Linked DNA regions of Homo sapiens: region 1 is linked to region 2. Evidence: read pairs that join two places in POLR2A ChIA-PET (ENCODE). Cell type or tissue: OCI-LY7. All regions are shown on one strand. Links, peaks and the distances in the headings refer to the core of each region. The heading gives the core; the rest is flanking DNA.

Region 1 (10,624 bases), core at 1,131-9,130, 130 kb before region 2:
ATGCCTCCCAAATAGGATACTACATGTAGCTCCGTGAATATGATTCTGTTTCTCTGACTTTCATGCCTTTTCCAATTTGTCCCCTCCCCTTTCAAACACCCATGAAGTCCTACTCATCCTCAAGTGTCAATTCAATCATTACACTTTCTGAGCCAATTCTTGATTTGGCTAGCCTAGGACATGTTCTGTAACTCTCCTTTGCGTTTCCCCTGAAACGGTACACCTTCTAGCAGATCAGTTTCCAATTCAAGTGTATAATTTAATTGTATGACGGGACTAATGTATATTTTTTTTAACCTTGCTTTTCCCCCTTTAGAACCTTGCTTTCTTGCTCAGGCTGGACCTGAACTCCTGGGTTCAAGTGATCCCCCTGCTTCAGCTTCCCGAGTAGCTAGGACTACAGGTACACACCACTGTGCCCAGCGAGGGCTAATGTAAATCTTGAGCAATGTCTGCTTGAAGTGGTATATTTTAAATGATCGATTTCATATAGTTTAATGAAGGGAGTATTTAGAGGTGTTGCCATGATTAGTAGTAAATGAGGTATGGCAGAGATGAGCAATGGTGGAAATTGCTAATTGGATTACCACCCCTAGACCTGAAAGGCAAGGAAGAATCATGATATTGGAACCTAGTAATAGCTAATAGCTGAGACTGAGAAAGACAGAGAGTAGCTGTGGCTGTAGGTGGAGGGATACAGACACTTCCAAAACCATGCCCTGGCAGCATAAAGGAGATACAAATAAGCACTCCAAATTCTCTCTTCTCTATATCATGCTGATCCATCCATTAGCCAAAGTTAGCTGGAATTTATTTGTATTCCCAGTCCCTATCATAACTCCCTACATATAGCAGATACAAAGTATTGAATGAATGACTCTCCATAAATCTCCTATATTCCTAGTTTTTTAAAGTTCATTTTTCTTAGTAAACACAATCAATGTAATATAAATGTACAACTAGATGTGATTTGTTAACCTTTGCTATGTTTTCAAATAAATATATTCAAAAATTAGAAGAATATTTTTGTCCAACTATTCATTCACAAATTAGGTTTGAAAATGCTCATCACCATCGTTCTCAGGAAACACGGTCTTCTTGGCCCTGTACCTATGATATTCAATTAATCCTCACAGTACCCCAGTGGAGTTAGTATTATCATCCACTTTTATATGTAAGGAAACTAAGGGTCAGAGATACTTGAAAATAATCAGACTATGCTATCCTCTTCAATTCTTTAACTGCATGTTAAAGAATTTAAATATTTAAATTTATGTTAAGATAAATATAAATATAAATGTTAACATAAATATTTATTTATTTATGTTAAAGAATGTTAAAATATTTAAGCCATTCTCTTAATAAGTAAAAAACAAAATCAGTGAACCAGAAATATTTCTGTCACCACTGAGCTATGAAAAGAGCAGTTGAAATATTGCTACTTCAGTAGTTTTAAAGTGGCCATGAAAATATACCTTGAGAAAGAAATAGTGGTTAAAACCATAAATATATTTATTTTATTTTACTTGAAATCTGTTTCCAGGGACATATGCACAGATGCTTATTTTCTTCTATGTGATAGGCGCATAATAGCAAAATTTACAAAAAAAGAAGAAAAAGAAGAAGAAAGCCGATTTAGGATTAAAATGGTAAATGCAAATGAAAATAATGGGAAATACGAAAACTTTAATATTTTTCTAATCTGCATGGTTTTTGAAATTTCTTTGGAAGGGTATTTTGAAAGTTCTAAATGCAAAATGTGATTATTACTATATTGTTACCTTTATCAAAATATCCTTTCATAAGAAAATAGTGCCCGAATTGTATTTAAAAAGAAGGTATTTTTGTGTATTAGATATATTAATCATAAACTATTTTTAATGCAATATATGATGTAACATGTTCATATATATTATAAACTCCTAACACATGTTTAAATGTATTTTTTCTTGCAATTATGTACTGCTTGGCACATAGAAGAAACTAACAATGTGTTGACTGAGTTTATTCCAAATGCTAGTAATAACTCAATAGCAATAAGCACTACTAAGGTTTAGATGGTGATCTCAAAAATCCCTGTCTACCAAAAGCAACGAAGGTTCTTTAGAGAAATGGGTGATTTCAGTTCTGGGGCAAGAAATACACAAAATGAACCTGGCTATCTTGTGCCAGAAATCAAAGACATTATCAGAGAATATTAGGGTCATCTCAAGAGGTTACCATAGCCAGCATGAAAAGCCCTAAAATGGAGGATGGGGAGAATGGACCATCACCAAAAAAGAAAAATTATTGCAATGCATTCAAACAGAATGTACTTATAATCCTACATATCAATAAAAAGCTGACAATTATGCAATAAAGAAATGTTTGGTCCTGGTAGTAGGTGATCAGGTAAAAAAAATAATAATGAGATAAAATAAAAAGAAAAGTTTGGAATGAATTAACAGGTAGTTCACAAAACTGGAATTGTAAAGGAGGATACAACATTAATATGTGTTCAATATCCACAGTAATCAGGGAAAAGCAAAATAAAAATATTAAGACTCCATTTTCTTGTCCATCAGATTGGCAAATCTTTAAAAGTTTAATTAAAGCAAATACTGGCAATCGCATAAAAAAACAGGAAATGTTGGAGATTAAACCTTTTTTGACTGGGCCATTTGGCAGTGACAATTAACATTTTAAATGTATATGCCTTCTGACCTAACAATTCTACTTTCCTGTATCTACCTCACATAAAGACTTGTACTACTTTTAGAGAGATATTTAAAATGCTCAACTGATCACATTATTTTTAGCTGTGAAGAGTAACACAAATTCAATCAGTGAGGGAATTAGATATATATGAATCAGTTCAAAAGTATGTCTTGGGATACCTTCAAGCCATATTAAGCTTTTTAAAAGTCCCAGTGAAGAACATACAGTGTGATGTTATTTACATTAAAACCCCACAAAATTATTTAACTCCTTATGTGTCTTACAGGTAATTATACAGGAAATAGTTAAGCAAGTATACACATCAAACTGATAGTATTACTTATTTCTAGGGAGAAGAATCATGTTAGAGGGAATTAAAATGGACTTTTGCTTTAACTGTATTTTTAATACTATAAACATAAGAAAGTGTTTAAGTAGTCTTTGTTTTATACTTCCAGTAACCGTATTAGGTGGTCATTTAAGGCCCCATTTACAGGTGAGGAAATAGGGCTCAAAAATGTTGCCTGACCTGCTGAAGTTTAAACAATAGTAGAATTGAAAAATTAATTGAGGCTTATCTTAGGGCCTCTATGCAGACTCTTTTCTGTACATTGCAAGTAGAAATGATTTTATATTTTGCATTGGTGAAAACTTTTCTAGGGAGATAACTGGGTTGGAAACAGAGATTTGGGAGCAATCAGTATTTGCCAGTTAAAACCATGCAAGGATAGTGAGATTGTCGGGTAAGGAGAGCAAGCCCAGGACAGAATCCTGAGAAGTGGCAACATTTACTAGAGGAGCAGAGTTTAAAGACTCATAAATAAATCAGAGAAGTTGCCACATAATCAGAAGGTGAGAGTGAAGTCAAGAGCTGAAAGACAGATAACATTTCCTGGAGGAGGAAGTGGTCAACATTGGCATGTGCTGAAAACAGGTCAAGTAAGAGGGCTTTTGGATTTTGGATTTGGTAACAGGGAGATCACTGGTGATTTTGGCAAGAGTCTTGATAAATAGGAGGAAGCAGAAACCCATGCAGGAGGAAGAAATGTGAGAAAGATAGGTGGACTTAGTATGGTGGGTCCTCAAAAAGTATAAAATTACAGTATGATTCAATTCCACTTCTGGGTGTATATACAAAAAAAATGAAAGCAAAGATTCAAACAGATATTTGCACACCCATGTTTATAGCAGCATTATTCTCAATAGCCAAAGATAGCAACAACTCAAGTGTCCATCATCTGATAAATAGGAAACAAATGTGGTATATACATACAATAGAATATTATTCAGCTTTAAGAAGGAAGGAAATTCTGACACATGCTGCAACTTTGATGAACCTAAGTGAAATAAGCCAGACACAAATGGACAAATGTCATATGGTTCCATTCATATGAAGTACCTAGAGTAATCACATTCATAGAGATAGAAAGTAGAATGGTGGTTGCCAGGTTGAGGGCAGGAAGGAACGTTCAGTTATTGTTTAATAGGTACAGAGTTTCAGTCTAGAAGAATGAGAAAGTTCTGGAGATAGATGGTGGTGATGGTTGCCTAACAGTGTGAATGTACTTAATGCCTCTGAACTGTACATTTAAAAATGGTTCAAATGGTAAATTTTGTTAAATATATTCTACCATACACACATACAAAAAAGATATAAGGGCTCAAGTCAATGTGGGCAACTTTCTCAAAAAGTTCTGATGAAGAAAAAGAAAGTAATATGACAAGTCAGTCAGAGGAGGAATTTTTAATAGGGAAGAAACTTGAGCATATTTATCAGCCTGGAAGGGATCATTAGAGAAGAAGAGAAGTAGAGATATACATCCACTATTCAGGCAAAAGGTACACAAATATTGAGGAAATACATTAAAATTACAGCAGACATTGAGGACTATGCTTCCAGAGTGTGACTGGGTCTTTGGGGACTGATAAGCCTAGTGTTTTATATAATGATACCCAAATACAATAATATTTAAAATTTGTCTAAACACATAGAATCTAAGCAATTTTAATCACATTGACAACTTCTCTGTAGGGATTTCCTTATAAGTAGTTCACAAAGGAATTCAAATAAAATTTGATATCAATGACATACTGGGGTTTTGTTCGTTTATTTGTTTTTGTTTTTTGTGCGTTTTATGGAGGGGACAGCTTTCTGCATTTGGTTTATTTAACTTCCTGCAAACTCACATTAAGTATGAGTTTAGGTGAAATGGAAAATATTTCAGCTTCTAATCATCTCCTAATTACTCTGTTTGTTTGTTTTTGAGACGGAGTCTCACCCTATGGCCGAGGCTGGAGTGCAGTGGCAGGATCCCGGCTCACTGCAAACTCTGCCTCTCAGGTTCAAGGGATTCTCCTGCCTCAGCCTCCTGAGTAGCTGGGATTACAGGGGCCTGCCAAAGTGCCTGGCTAATTTTTGTATTTTTTTTAGTAGAGATGGGGTTTCACCATGTTGGCCAGGCTGATCTCGAACTCCTGACCTCAAGTGATCCACCCACCTCGGCCTCCCAAAGTGCTGGGATTACAGGCGTGAGCCACTGTGCCCAGTCTAAGTACTCTTTAATGCCTCTTTGGACATAAGGTTAAATAAAAAGCAAAGAGTGTGGTGCAGTGACAGCATGATAGCTTCTAAAGTCCAGAAAGTGGTTCTTGCAACATGTGGAGGTTTGCATAATTACTGTATTGCTCTTGCAATCCATCTCCTTCTTCCCCAATGAGCAAGGGAGTTTGGGAGCAACTGCCACACATAAAAAATGAAGCTACACATTGGCTTCTATTATCTGGCAACCTAAACCCATGATAAATATATTTGTATATATCCTTTTATTTGAATTTGGCAGTAGTACTTGCTTTGATCAACTTTTTTATGTCTTTTTTCAACCATTGTCCCTACTGTCCTTTAAATATTCTCATTTACTACTCCAACCTGTAAGAAACTTAGCCAGCTAAATGTTCAGTTTTGCAGGATCTGCACCTCTGCACCTGTTTTTTACTCTTGTGGCTGAAGTAGTGAAAGACCATAGTTCATGTGTAAGTAACAGTTTCAGTTTTGCAGTGCTTTATCTATATGTAACAGGCAACTATTCATGAGAAAGGAAGTTTGAGACTTGTAGGTAAAAAACCGCTACCCAAATTCCAGGAAAATGTCTGTTTACTGGAGGTTTTTTTTTTTTCTTCCTTTAATAAGATGCCTGTAGTCAGATTAGCATTTGTGTCATACTTCAAAGACTTTAAATTAATTAGACTTGTAAAAGCAAGTTAATTCCCATATATCAGCTGGACAGTTTTCTTCTGCATAGAGCAATGTTTTCTGTGATCATTGAGCCACACAGGAGATGCTTCCTTATGTAAACGAGCACTACTTAATCAAGTATAGGTTTCTTTTCTTTTCTTTTCTTTTTTGAAATGGAGTCTCACTGTGTCTCCCAGCCTGGAAAGCAATGGCCGCGATCTCAGCTCACTGCAACCTCCGCCTCCTGAGTTCAAGCGATTCTCCTGCCTCAGTCTCCTGAGTAAGTGGGATTCAGACGCCTGCCACCATGCCAGGCTAACTTTTGTATTTTTAGTAGAGACGGAGTTTCACTATGTTGGCCAGGCTGGTCTTGAACTCCTGACCTCAGGTAATCTGCCCGCTTCAGCCTCCCAAAGTGCTGGGATTACAGGCGTCAGCCACCGTGCCAGGCCAACTATAGGTTTCAATAGCTTAACTTTTCTAAAATTTGCTTACACATATAAACATGCATATACTTTAATTATATATGTGTACAGGCACCAATTATAGCCTGTTGCTGTGATTTCAAGTGTAAGCTTTATGAATAATTTTCCATGCCCCATAAAATGGATAAAGCATAATGACTGTTATTTCATAACTTCCTCTTTTGGTGGACTATCCTTTTGCAGAGGAAAAAAAATAATGTAACTAGAGAAGAGAGTTGAGCAGAGAACTGAGCTCTTTGAAGTGCTGGTAGTTTGTCTCAACCCATGAAGCAGCTTAACAAGCAACTATAACTAAGCATAGAGGTAAGAACAATTATTTGCTATTTTTCATTTTATTATTTGGATTGCTATTTATATAGCAACAATTTAAATGCTGGCCACATTACAGTGTAGATTAGATAAACCTGATAACTCTTTCAAGTAAGTAACCGACATTTTAAATAAAAAGTTTAATACATTTACAAAGCTTCAGCTTCACATACAAGCTTTTAAAAACCTGGAAAAATTTAAAGTTTTCATTGATCTCCAAATTATTTTACCTGCAAAATAAAACGTTATCTTTCTTGTGTATTTGTAATTTTGCACACAATTTAGTGCTGAAGAGGCATTTGGATTATTAACAAATTTGATAACTTTTCTTCTTTCCCAGCTCTAGATTATTTCTAATATTCTCTCACAGATATACTTTTGTTCATTTTGCATATTATTAGTTGAGCACTTTCCAGAAAAAAAAGCATTCTTACATTTGTTTTTACCCACCGTGAAAATATATTGTATCATTTAAAATATGACATTTCAGTATTATTTTTATATCATCACTTTATGATGATATTTGTTTAGAAAAATTAATTTGTAGTGTAGACAGCATGACTTAAAATTTTAAATGAAATATGCAAATCTAATTTTTAAAATGTATTGTTTTCTAAATAAGTTTAATTTGTATTTATAATGCTTAAAATATAGTAAGAATGAAAACAAAGTAAGACATTTGGTTTGATAATTGGAAATCAAACTAAACTGAAACTGATCTTATTAGTGAAATTCTAAAATAATCTAGATCCTAGAAACTTTTATTCAAATTTGCACTAATCCAGAATAATACCTACACATATTAACTGTATTTAATACAATTGTATTCATAATATAGCAATTTTTAAATCTTCCTTTTAAAAGCTGTTGGTTTCTTTATACTTTGGTAAAAACATTAAGGAGTGTTTAATACAGCTTTGAGAAGAAAAATCTGTTTAAGTGAACTACTCTGGCTATATATACATATGGAGGTTTGAAGAGTTTGCCTCTGAGCATTTTCATAATTGAATCCTTTTGAGAAAGTTTCATACATCACACATTTACCGTGTGAGATTTGGTAAGTATAAATATCCCAAGATGTATTTGAAGCTTTCTTAATTTGGTTTGAAAAAATTAGACTAATCTCATGGCTTCCAAAAAAGAAAGTCCACACTATCCCATCAATTAATAGATTTAATTTTTGATAAATTTTGGTAAATGGTGCTGTTATTACTGGTTCTAGTATGTTACCTAGTACCTAGTTGGTTTTTTGTTGGTTTGTTTTACGTATTTTCATGCACTACACCAATAAGTTGCACCAATAGTTGCTGTCTTCTTATTATAGGGAGAAGGAAAGCAGAGTGTTACTGTTACAAACTCAGATGTGAATTGTTGAATCAAATTTGACATACTTAACTCGATGAAAATTTTAAAATTAAGTTGATGGTTGTTAGAAATCCGTTACAATTGTGCTTCTTCATCTTTATCACACACTAATTAAACACAACTGCTTGTCAGGTCTAGGGGCTCAAGCCTGTAGTCCCAGCTACTTTGGAGGCTGAGGCAAGAGAATGGCTTAAGTCAGAAGATCAAGGCTGCAGTGAGCTGTGATTGCACCACTACACTCCAGCCTAAGTGACAGAGCCAGATTCTGTCTCTAAAAATATAAAAATAAAGAAACCTTAAAAATAAACACAACTACTTCCATCAGAAGTTCAAATGTCCACAATTTTAACTATGAGATATTTTGATATCATGAGCTATTAAGTGTTATATGTAGTATGGTAATATACTAAATAATGGCTAACAATCACAAGGAAACATAGCCCAAGGAGATTACAATATAAATTGGTCATAAGTGTAATTCAGAACAGCAAATGAAGGCTAAAGCAGCAGAGAAGATACTATCTTTCTGGCAAGACAGATTTGTTGTTGTTGTTGTTGTTGTCAATAATTAGTAAAGTCTGAATGAACATCCTAGTTCTAGATTATGGAAAATAAGTTTTTAAGTTGTTCTCTCTTTGATAAAATTGTCTTTACATAAGAAAAAAATGAGTGCTCATCTGAGTTTCCATGATAATATTAATGGTAAATAAATATTAACAAATATTTAATATTAATTATTTAATATTATTGTTTATTCATCATAAATATGATAAATAATTTATTACTGGAAAATTTAATTTTGGCTTCTGAGCTGTAGTATATATTTTACTGTGTTTTAGTAGATTATGTTTATGTGACATGATTGTCTAAGAAGTTTTCATTGAATCTAATAAAAATTGAGACTGGATGACTGCTGTGTATAGTATTGTAAAATTTGGTCTCTGTCTTAATAAGGCATAGTTTGATTGTGTGAAGTGGATGATCTTCTTGGGGGTCTATTAAACTATTGGGTCCAGGGTTGATGCTGCTAATCTCACAGTTAAATGGATGTTCTCCTCCTCCTTCACAAGATGACCTTCCCAAAGTTGCTCATCTATAGAAATAGAAAAGAATGATCTGCTTATAGAGGGCTCTATCCCACTCCAACAAATAAACGTATATTATTTTTCAAATAATAATTACATTTAGGAATAACAGTGCTATTTGTTTTTGACATAAATTACTGAACTTCCAAAAGAACATTGAAAGATTTAGTTTTTGTTTAGCTGTTTTGTTTCCTCTTCTTTTGGCCATTTTCCCATTTGCAAGAATAAAGAGAAGAAAGTTTGTTGCCTGAAAGAAAGATTACAGTTTGGGTGCAAACTCAGAGACATGACCTGTTATTGAAAAACAAAAATCTTTGTATCCCAGATAATGTGGGTCTTTCAGCCATTTAAAAGAAAATTTGTGCCCTCCTGTGTTTGTTGACTTTCTATTTATTTTTAATAAATGTAAATTCCAAATGATTGCTATATTTGCATATTCACATATAATTAAAATATGCTAAATAAATAAGAAATTATTATGATTGCAAAAATATGAGCTATGACAGTACATGAGCTCTGTATGATAAAATATGTATCATTTTCATGATACATGAAAAGAAAATACCTTTTACAGATATAAAGAATAAGGGTAAGCCATTTTATATTTCTGAATACTTCCATTTAAAAAAATAAATGAAATGGAATCTAATTTACATATCTGCATTGTAGAAAATAAAACCACTGTTCATTAATTTTTAATCTTTAAAATATAACTTGTTATTTGAGAATTAGTATAGTTCTGTTATTTGTCTGACATCATTGATGCTTTTTATCATTTTTTATTAACTAAAATTAGGCACTTAGATTTAATGTTTTTAAAATTCCTTCCAGTTTTATTTTTATCTTTATATACATTTTCTAAATATAGGTTTTAACTTTTTATTTAATTTTTTTGCTTTTAATATTATGGGGGAAAATACCAGATTTGCATATTTAAATCCAAATTTAAATAAAAATGTCATTAGAATCATTCATTAATATTGCAACCTTGGAAAGCAGATGAAGAATGAAGTTAGTCTATTGGTGTTGCTCCATGAACCAGTATAAAATTTCATACCTCATTATTATTCTACTTTACAGATATTTCATCATGAGCCTTTAGTTTTTTTTTAATATGTAGTGGTTATCACATTCTCAAAATTTTTCTCACCTTGGGAAAAAATAAATTGCAATATGATTTTGAGAAAAATCACCACAGTTTTGATTTTGAAAAAATAAGTAAAATTTTTAAAAGTGTACCTTAATTCAATCTATTTTCTTTTGCACAAGAAAAAATTTTAAGTAGGTTGCTTTTATTCTCGTTCTATGTGGGTGAATATAGCTGAATTGGAGGAGCAGCAAAAACATTTTCTATGCAATTAGGCGGCCTTCTGAATAAAATACAATCATATATCTGATGGCAGTGAGTTTTCTTAAATGCTCACCAGAAACTCTTGTTACACTTCACCTAC
Region 2 (10,624 bases), core at 1,849-9,848:
GGTGGCACATGCCTGTAATCCCAACTACTTGGGAGGCTGAGGCAGGAGAATCGCTTGAACCCAGGAGGTCAGGTTGCGGTGAGCCGAGATCTTGCCATCATACTCCAGCCTGGGCAACAAGAGTGAAACTCCATCTCACACAAAAAAAAGAATGTTGAATATTGGCCCGCACTCTCTTCTGGCTTGTAGTGTTTCCGCAGAGAAATCCACTGTTAGTCTGATGGGCTTCCCTTTGTGGATAACCCGACCTTTCTCTCTGGCTGCCCTTAACGTTTTTTTCATTCCTTTCAACCTTGGTGAATCTGATGATTACGTGTCTTGGGGCTGCTCTTCTCGAGAAGTATCTTTGTGGTGGTCTCTGTCTTTCCTGAACTTGAATGTTGGTCTGTCTTGCTAGGTTGGGGAAGTTCTCCTGGATAATATCCTGAAGAGTGTTTTCCAACTTGGTTCCATTCTCCCCATCATTTTCAGGTACACCAGTCAAACATAGGTTTGGTCTTCTCACATAGTCCCATATTTCTTGGAGGCTTTGTTCATTCCTTTTCATTCATTTTTCTCTAATCTTGTCTTCATGCTTTATTTCATTAAGTTGATCTTCAATCTCTGATATCCTTTTTTCCACTTGATCGATTTGGCTATTGATACTTGTGTATGCTTCACAAAGTTCTTGTGCTGTGTTTTTCAGCTCCATCAGGTCATTGATGATTTTCTCTAGACTGGTTATTCTAGTTAGCAATTCTTCTAACCTTCTTTCAAGGTTCTTAGTTTCCTTGCAGTGGGTTAGAATGTGCTCCTTTAGCTCGGAGGAGTTACCCACCTTCCGAAGCCTACTTCTGTCAATTCGTCAAACTCATTTTCCATCCAGTTTTGTTTCCTTGCTGGCGAGGAGTTATGATCCCTTGGAGGAGAAGAGGTGTTCTGGTTTTTGGAATTTTCAGCCTTCTTGTGCTGGTTTTTCCTCATCTCCCTGGATTTATCTGCCTTTGGTCTTTGATGTTGGTGACCTTTGGATGGGGTTTTTGTGTGGACATCGTTTTTGTTGATGTTGATGCTATTCCTTTCTGTTTTTTAGTTTTTCTCCTAACAGGCAGGCTTCTCTCCTGCAGGCCTGCTGGAGTTTGCTGGAGGTCCACTCCAGACCCTGTTTGCCTGAGTATCACTAGCAGACACTGCAGAACAGCAAAGATTGCTGCCTGCTCCTTCCTCTGGAAGTTTCGTCCCAGAGGGGCACCCGCCAGATGCTAGTGGAGCTCTCCTGTATGAGGTGTCTGTTGACCCCTGCTGGGAGGTGTCTCCCAGTCAGGAGGCACAGGGGTCAGGGACCCACTTGAGGAGGCAGTCTGTCCCTTAGCAGAGTTTGAGTGCTGTGCTGGGAGATTCGCTGCTCTCTTCAGAGCTGGCAGGCAGGAACATTTACGTCTGCTGAAGCTGCACCCACAGCCGCCTCTTCCGCCAGGTCCTCTGTCCCAGAGAGGTGGGAGTTTTATCTGTTAGCCCCTGACTGGGGCTGCTGCCTTTCTTTCAGAGATGCCCTGTCCAGAGAGGAGGAATCTAGAGAGGCAGTCTGGCTATGGCAGCTTTGCAGAGCTGTGGTGGGCTCTGCCCAATTCGAACTTCCCAGAAGCTTTGTTTATACTGTGAGGGGAAAACCACCTACTCAAGCCTCAGTAATGGTGGACGCTTCTCCCCACACCAAGCTTGAGAGTCCCAGGTCGACTTCAGACTGCTGTGCTGGCAGCAAGAATTTCAAGCCAGTGGATTTTAGCTTGCTGGGCTCTGTGGCGGTGGGATCCACTGATCCACTTGGCTCCCTGGCTTCAGTTCCCTTTCCAGGAGAGTGAACAGTTCTGTCGCTGGCCTTCCAGGTGTCACTGGGGTATGGAAAAAAAAAAAAAAAAAAAAAAAACCTTCTGCAGCTAGCTTGGTGTCTGCCTAAATGGCTGCCCTGTTTTGCGCTTGAAACCCAGGGCCCTGGTAGTGTCAGCACTCGAGGGAATCTCCTGGTCTGTGGGTTGTAAAGACCATGGGAAAAGCATAGTATCTGGGTTGGAATGCACCATTCCTCATTGCACAGTCCCTCATGGCTTCCCTTTGGTGGGGGAGGTTGTTTTCTCACCCCTTGAGCTTACCGTGTGAGGTGATGCACCCCCCCTGCTTTGGCTCGTGCTCTGTGGGCTGCACCCACTGTCTAACCTGTACCAAAGAGATGAGCCAGGTACCTTAGTTGGAAATGCAGAAATCACCCACTTTCTGCATTGATCTCACTGGGAGCTGCAGACCTGAGCTGTTCCTGTTAGGCCATCTTGCCAGCCACTCATATTTTACTTTTAAGTGATTAGGTTGTTTGGGAGAAATGGTGATTTAATGGAAAACTTATCCATGTTTACATATTTTAAAATTAGATTTATAAATGAAGATTTTCAAATATGTACAAAAGTAGAGAGAATAGTGTAATATACCATAATTCAGTGTTGATGATTTTCCTTATTTATTGATCTTGTTGCTTCTATCTTCTCACTTTTTTGGGAGGAGGGAATAGGCTAGAACATTTTAAAGCATATCTTAAATGGCATATAATTTCTTGTGTATATGCATCTTTTACATATAAAGGCTGTTTTAAAAATGAGTTGCTGCTTTATAGTTTCTTCTTTAGAAACATATAAGATTAAAGATAAAAGAAATAGAATAGGGAAATAGCCTAGCTATAGAAACAGCACTTTTAAATTTCATATGTACAGTGATTTATTATTTGCAAATCATCTACTTTTTAAAAGTATGATACTTTATTATTTGCAAATTATTTAATTTTTAAAAGTGATTTTTGTGGGAGGTCAGAGTTGGATGGAGAAGGGTCATTTTCATTTTTGATTAGAGGATTCTTGTAATGACCTGATGAAAACTGCTCTGAGGGCATCTTCAGCTGGAAAGTATGTATTACTACTTTCTGTAATCAGGGTCAGCCACCAGTGTCTCCCAGGAGCACAGCAAGTAGTCATTTCCCAGCTCTATTATAAATCACTAAGTAATCACACTGCAGTGTCTTAAACCCATAGAGTTGACAGATATGCCTGGTATTCCCCTTATATGCCGTGACCATTCAAACTAGGGGGTCAACTTGGACTCAAAGTAAGCTGACTGAAAAATGGGCAGCATACGAATACCAGGAAAGTGAAATTGAAGTCACACTTATTAAATAATCTAGATCACATTTGCCAAACAAAGTGTTCACTGTGGATCTGAAACATGTAAAAATAAATGGAAAAGTAGAGGAAGGCTTCAGGGATGCTTGAGCTGTTTCTAACATGGCATGTATAAATTGCCACACCCACTGTCTTCTGCCCACTGGCGGCAAATCCTTTGTGTTCTCATAGGTCAAAAGAGGACTCAGGAAATGGAAGTAATTATTTTTCCCATGAGCAAAGAAGAGTTGATTTCATTATATTATTTCTTGGAACTTGTCTGTTATTTTCATATTTTATTTATGTGGCAAAGAAGATATCTTCTAAGACATGCATATTATAAGAAGTTGAGGTTATTTTTTGTTTGCCTGTTTGCTTTTTTTTCGCGACAGACTCTTGTTATGTTGTCTAGGCTGGTTTCAAACTCCTGGCCCCAAGCAGCCTTCCTTCTTCAGCCTCCCAAGTAGCTGGGATTACAGGCGTGTGCCACCACACTTACCCAGCGGAGTTGGGGTTGTTAAGCTACTTTTGAGAATCGTTGTATTCTGCAATGAATAAAGATGGGTTTGCCCAAAAGAAATTTTTTTCCTCAAGTAAAGCATTGGCACTAAAAGGCTCCTCTTGACAATCTGTTTATAGCTATTCTCACAATTAAGTGTGGAGAATTAGATTAATTCCATTGAAATCATAAATGCACTGCAATCTGTAGATTATCAGTTAGTTTAGATAAACACCACTGATTACTGTTGAATTATGCATACAAATATTTATAGCATCTTGTATAAGGTACTTGTAAAAATAAATAATGATTATAATAATAAAGATTTAGATCTGGGTGTGGTGGCTCATGCCTGTAATCCCAGCACTTTGGGAGGCCAAGTGGGGAGGATCACTTGAGGCCAGAGTTCAAGACCAGCCTGAGCAACATAGTGATTGGTATTAGGTCTTCTTCACATGTTTGGTAAAAATTCAGCAATGAAACCAGTAAGCCCCAGGCTATTCTTCTCAATATCTACAAACAAAACAAAAAAGTTAGCCAGGTCTTCGATGTGTGCCTGTAGTCCTAGCTACTTGGGAGTCTGAGGTGGGGGGATTGCTTAAGCCCTGGAGGTTGAGGCTGCAGTGAGTCGTGATTGCTCTGCTACACTCCAGCCGGGGTGATGGAGCCAAGACCTTGTCTCAAAAAAAAAAAAAGACTGAGTACTTAAATTTCTATATCTTTTTCCATCTTGAAAGGAATATTTTCCAACTGGTTTAATACTGTTGTTTAATAAGAATAAGATATATCCTTAAATTAAACAACAGTATTAACCAGATTTTGAGATGCAATGTTAGCCACATTTATTTCCCTTTAGCCTTCAGAAAAATCTAAGTTTAGATACCAATTCTTTGTTTCCTGGATAAATTTCTCCATTTTTCTTTATATATTTCTGCTCAGAACTCATACTGTCAGGCCGGTATCATACCCATGGTATCTTATATTCCAACTATAAGATGCATGAATATATTAATAAGTTTTTAGTTTTAAGTGTAGTATGACATACTTTACAAAAGTTTTCAAGTTCAGAAATAGTTTCTATTTATGATAGAAATATTTAAAATGTAAGATTTTTTTCTTGAGAAAAGACTATATTTTGTTAACTTTTTCGGATTATACAAGTATTTGACTCAGATGTCTCAGAAAAGTCTCACATATTATCTCGAGGAAACATACATTGAATTATGCTTTAATTGTTTATCTCCATTGTTTTAATCTTTTGTCTAATACAGTGATATAGTTTTCTCTTCATAGTTAGACTCTCTTAAAAAAGAAGCTCTTGAGAGTGTAGTTATGTGTGGTTCATCCGTAAAATAAGAAGCTGTTTTAGAAGTAAAATGTGATGTTTATGGTGGACAAGACTTGCTGACTAATGGTTGTTGGAAATTTTCCATTTGTCAGATTGTTATGTAGATGATCATATATTAAATATAGCTAAGAGGAGAGCAAAAGCCCAAGGAATCTAAAGAACATTTTTTTTTGGCTAATAGTATGTTTTTAGGAATAAGAGCTGCTGTAAAGAATGCAGAAGCCTCATGTCATTAGCTGCACGTCCATCTCCTAGCAGATGAGCTGAGGGGTGCCACGCACTCTCTCTATATATATACGCACACACACACGTGCATGCGCACACACACACATACACACACACATACATATATATCTCTTCTTGGGGAAAATGGGTCTCGCTGCTTCACCTGAAGTCTGCATGCTTTTTGTTCCCTATTTTTTGCTAGTTTCATTTCCTCACTTCCTCTTTTCCCTTTTGTTCCCTTTTCCCCGTACTTCCCCTAGACTTAAAATGTTACATGAAGTTGAGTTTGTGGCTAGTGATTTACATGCGAACTTGTTGTTTTAAAACAAAGCCCCAAAACTGTGGCAGTGAGGATAATACAGCAAAAACAGTGAGGCTATTCCAAGTAGTTGAAAGATTTTCATTGTGAGTGAGAAGCCATTAATGATGGTTGTGGTTGTTCCTTTTTTCAAAGGTTTTCTCATTTTTGATAAGATGATATTTTACTACATTTAATAGAATTATGCTTAGATAAGATGCTTTTTTCATTGAATTGGCCTGGTCCTTGTTTTTATGTGGGCCTTTGAATCTGGGTTGATTTGAAACTACCTACTGCTGTCCTCTATACTGTCTGCAGAGACCTGAACCTGTAGATCATATAGAAGTCGTGTAATAGCTAGGACCCATCAGGTGGTTATAGAACCGAAATTAAATTCAAGCCCCAACACCTCCACTCGTCAGCCATAGACCGTTAGTAAATTAACCTGTTAATTTATATTGTATTATCTCTTATTTGGGGACAATAAAAGGCCTATTGAATAGAATTTTAGGGTCTAATACATGTGAAGCTCTTAGAACTGTGTATAGTACACATTATATAGCAAGAAATGTTTGTTGTCATTATGTGTTCAAAGGCAAATTGTTGATGGAATTGAAACCTATATTGTGACACACATTAACATATTTGGAGGCCACATTCATGTTTCAGAATCTTTGGTATTGTTTAAAATTATTTAACATTGAGTAAATTAACTGACTTCTACAGTGACCTAAATTTGATCTATGATCAGATCTATCATGTTAATCTATTGTTTCATAATAGGTTGAGCTATCAAATGATGGACACAAGGATAAGGTATAGGAAATCTTCGCTTACTGTCTTCCGTGGATTCTTGGAAACTATGACTTGACATGAAATGGAGTATAACAAAACCAATTGTTTTTCTCATTAGTGTTATAACTAAATGACCTTGAAGGAAACGATATTATTTGAGGACCTGCTGTATATTGTTTTATGTAAAGTAACAGTTTCTAAGAACCTATTGGTGATGTTAAGTGAGGACTAACTATATTAAGAATGTTTCAGGCCATGTGGGATGGCTCATTCCTGTAATCCCTGTGCTTTGAGAAGCCAAGGCAGGAAGATTGCTTGAGGCCAGGAGATCGAGACCAGCCTGGGCAACATAGCAAGACCTCATCTCTACAAAAACAAAACAAAACAAAAAAACAATTCACTAGGTGTGTTTTCTAGCTACTTGGGAGGCTGAGGTGGGAGGATCACTTGAGCCTAGGAATTAGAGGCTGAAATGAGGCACAATTTCACCACTGCACTCCAGCCTGAGTGATAAAGCAAGACTCTATGTCTATTTTTTTTAAAAATTAATGTATGTTCTAGCTACTCAAGAGAGATATAGTAATGTACTTTTTAAAAATATTTCTATTTTGCATGATAGCTCCTACCAAGAAACGGGTACAATATAATGCAACAACATGTTTTTAATGCTACCTCTCTATATTTATTTAGGTAGGTAATAGTATATTTCTACCTGGTATTTATGTAATAGCTAGACAGCTTTTTGCAAAAATCTTTTTAAATGTACTTATATCATTACTTTTTCCTTTGAAAGATTTTCTCTTTGAAATCTTCCAAGGCTTTTTACAATTCCAATAATATCAAGAAATCATACCCAAGATACTATTTTGCATCATTATTGAAACAGGAGTTTTACTTTTTATCCTTATGTTATTTATTTATTTTATATTTAGAGACAAGGTCTTGCCCTGCTGCCCAGGGTGGGATACAATGGTGCAATCATGGCTCACCGCAGCCTCAACCCATCAGGCTCAAGCAAACCTCCTATCTCAGGCTCTCAAGTACCTGCAACTACAGGCACATGCCACCATGCCTGGCTGATAATTGCATTTTTTTAGAGATCAGGTGTCACTATGTTGCTCAGGCTGGTCTCACACTCCTGGGCTTAAGTGAGTCCCCCTCCTTGACCTCCCAAAGTGGTAAGATTACAGGTATGAGCCACCATGCCTGGCCTGAAGTTTAAAATGTATGTTTGTAGTAGACTGAATACTCTATCAACTATATTTTGATTTGTAAAAGGGTCATCCTGCATGTTTAACATTAACAAATAATCTCAAACTAGATTAGAAGCAATGGAAATTAATTAAAAATTTGTCATATAAAGTCACCACTGACATTTTTGATAATTACCCTTGGGTTTCTCTTGGCAAATTGATAGACTCTACACTGAAGCAGGAACTCCTATATATTTAGCTCTCTGCTTTTAATGTGGCTATTTCTGAAAAATATTATCAGAGTTTTCTGTCAACCAATGATCATTAATATTTGGTGATTACAGCATTTTCCCTTGGAATAGAAACCACCTATGGAGGTGTACAGCTTTTCTTACAGGTTTAAATATTAAAACTATTTTAGCCTTTCTTTGGAACTATTTTGACTATGAGTTATATTTTTGGAAAAATATATTTTCCTTTCTTGGGGACCTTTCCAAATTGTTCAGAATTGTCTTCATTAAATTAAAGCACTTCTGTTTATGCATTTCAGATGCGTGTGCATGTCACTACACGTTCTTATAAGCACTGACGTAATACTTTCTCCTTCTGAATATTGATATGTTTTTGTTTGGCATTACACAGGCAGAATCTCAAAAATTTTCTAAATGACATCTACATTTAATAATTGCTGCAAATATTGTTGTAGAATCATGAGGTTGCAGTAGGGTTTTGTTTTGTTTTTGAGAAGTTTTAAAATTTGTCTTATTTTGCATTTTTTTTCCCTTTAGTTAAAGATTCAGATGAACAATGAGTCAGAAGATAGGTTAAGCTTTTCCGCCTCTGCTCCATTGGAATGAGATAGACTAATTTCCTTGGGATAGATGGAGGCTATTTATATAGGATGTTTATACTATAAGGCAATTAAATACTTACTAAGTAGATATAATTTCTAAAAGTAAAACAGAACCTAGAACCACAAGACTGCTATTCCTAGCCCAGATAAATTAATATTAATTCTAAACCTCAAAGATCTTCTTAAAGATTGCTAGATATGAAGATTTTTATACCATTGCTCAGTAGTACATAACAGGTTGTATAACCTTGTGATGAAGAAATTTTCCTTCCCTATTCGTCACTTACTGTTAGGTTCTCTGTATTTGGAAAGTCTCCTTTTGTTACAGATTTGAAGTTTGAAGATGCATCATAAAGTCTAAAAGTAGGAAATGCCCACAGAATTTAACATTAACAGTTGTAGAACATATTGAATACCTAAAATACAGTGTCTGAGTGATTAGAGAAAGAAAGTGGAGTATTTTGAGAATTTGACACGCTCCTTATCTTCCAAATTGCTCAAATCTGTTTCCTTGTATCTAAACTCAAAGTTTATGGTAAGGTCTAAACGGGCATTGAGCCAGATAGAATGGAGAGAATGAGAAGAAAAGGGGAATCGACAGGGAAACAGCATGAATGGAAAAACTTTCCAATTGTTAATTGATTACTAGATGTAAGCCCCTAAAGAGGTATTGAAAGAGGTTTTACAGCTTTTGCTTCATTATCCTTACCTTCAAAACCTTGGCTAAATGTGTCCAGAGTATTTTGAGCTCAGAGTATGAGCTGAAAAGAGTAATATTTCAGATACCTTAATACATTATATTTAGCCCTTTATGTGGGAGTTACTGCATTTTCACATTATGTACTTTAACACAACTTTAAACATTTCCTATATTGAGTTTTTTTTTTAAAAAAGGCACTTCTGATTACGTATTTCAAATGTGTGTGGATGCCACTACACATTTTTCTAAGCACTGAGTTAATATTTTTCCTTGTGAATATTCACATTTTTGTGGCACTACACACACAGACTCTGAATAATCGAACTATTCACAAGCCAATTCTAAGTTAGAATATCTTTTAATTTTTGTTATGTTTTGTTTTTGTTAATAGCAAGTTCTTATACCTTAATATTTGAGAAACACACAGTTAATAAAACAGAAGGAGGGGCAGCAATAAGATAAACTGGCTTTGCTTCATCAAATTATCTTGTTTTTAGACAAATCCAAATGGCAACAACCATGCATCTTTTCTCAAACTAAGATTTTATAATAGATGTTTTCATTATAACAAGTTGTATATCTACATTTCATTTATATAAAAGGCAGCTCTAAACTCTGACTACATTCAAAGTTACTTGTAACAAAGACTGGATTGTAATATGAACACATCTGGATTTGGGGAAATGTGTACAAATATGGCTATATGTAAAGGTAGCAGCAGTTTATAGCTTTCCTTATTAGACTTCTGTCTATATACTTCAGGCAGGAGTAGAAAAAGCCCATGGCATATTGAGCTAGTATGTGTCCTTACTTGCTAAAAACAAACAAACAAACAAAAAAAAGTAAAAACAAACGCTGTCCATAAGTGCACACTATTCTGTAAAGAAAAATTCCTATTTACAGTTAAAATATTTTAAATTTTAAAACAACATAAAAATGTGAATACATTTTGGTTACTTTTTGGAATATTAAAGCAGAATAGATAAATGTGTCTGTGTCGTTTCCTGGAAAATCATTTGTTAAAAAACTCATTTTGGTAATTATCTAGTAATTCTATAGTTAGCAAAATTTTATTTTATATTTCTATATTCATATTTCTATGAAAATTGTTCTTAATTTAACATGCCAATAATTCTTTTCATTCACATGTTAATTTCCACACCTGTTTCTATGAAATGTTTGTTTTTAATTTTTCTGATTAAAAAATGTTATCTAGTTTAGCTTTGTAACTTAGAGTGAGAAAAGGCTATGGTTTGTTCTCTGAAATGCTTAACTTACTTTCAAACTGATTAAATCAGCCAAAGAATTTGAAGGGTTTAGCTATTAGATGTCAAATAATTGCTTGATTAACCTATACTTCAGTTTTTCAACTGTTCTTTTGACATATTAACCTGCTTCAGTGCAGGGAACAAATTTTTGAGGCTGGGGACATAGTAGGTGTTTGGCGTCTTTCTCAATTGATTTAGAAACAAACTTAGTGTAACTAAGTAGGCGTAACATACTCTTTAGTTACCCCTAGAAAGGTATATTTAGA

Evidence for each region. ChIA-PET counts read pairs that join two places held together with the same protein. Peaks named below come from ENCODE experiments on the same cell type or tissue, not always from the same donor. Only the 100,000 strongest peaks of a DNase experiment are listed, where the experiment ranks them.
Region 1: POLR2A ChIA-PET joins it to region 2 with 12 read pairs; 5 of 35 experiments call an interaction of 5 or more read pairs at or near these places.

What each region holds. Positions count from the first base shown.
Region 1 is chr3:152,237,724-152,248,347 of GRCh38, forward strand. It overlaps a transcript of MBNL1 not described here. Among named protein-coding and RNA genes, the nearest start is that of MBNL1, 26 kb to the right of the region's middle. RefSeq lists enhancers at 5,783-5,842, 5,973-6,102. In OCI-LY7, for the core only: no CTCF peak of the experiment used is centred there; DNase peaks (open chromatin) are centred at 3,592, 5,708, 6,628 and 8,258; H3K4me3 peaks cover 4,450 bases; H3K27ac peaks cover 5,650 bases.
Region 2 is chr3:152,371,460-152,382,083 of GRCh38, forward strand. All of the region lies in intron 2 of MBNL1 (muscleblind like splicing regulator 1), which reads left to right. Among named protein-coding and RNA genes, the nearest start is that of MBNL1-AS1, 110 kb to the left of the region's middle. In OCI-LY7, for the core only: a CTCF peak has its summit at 3,242; a DNase peak (open chromatin) is centred at 5,382; H3K4me3 peaks cover 2,130 bases; H3K27ac peaks cover 4,170 bases.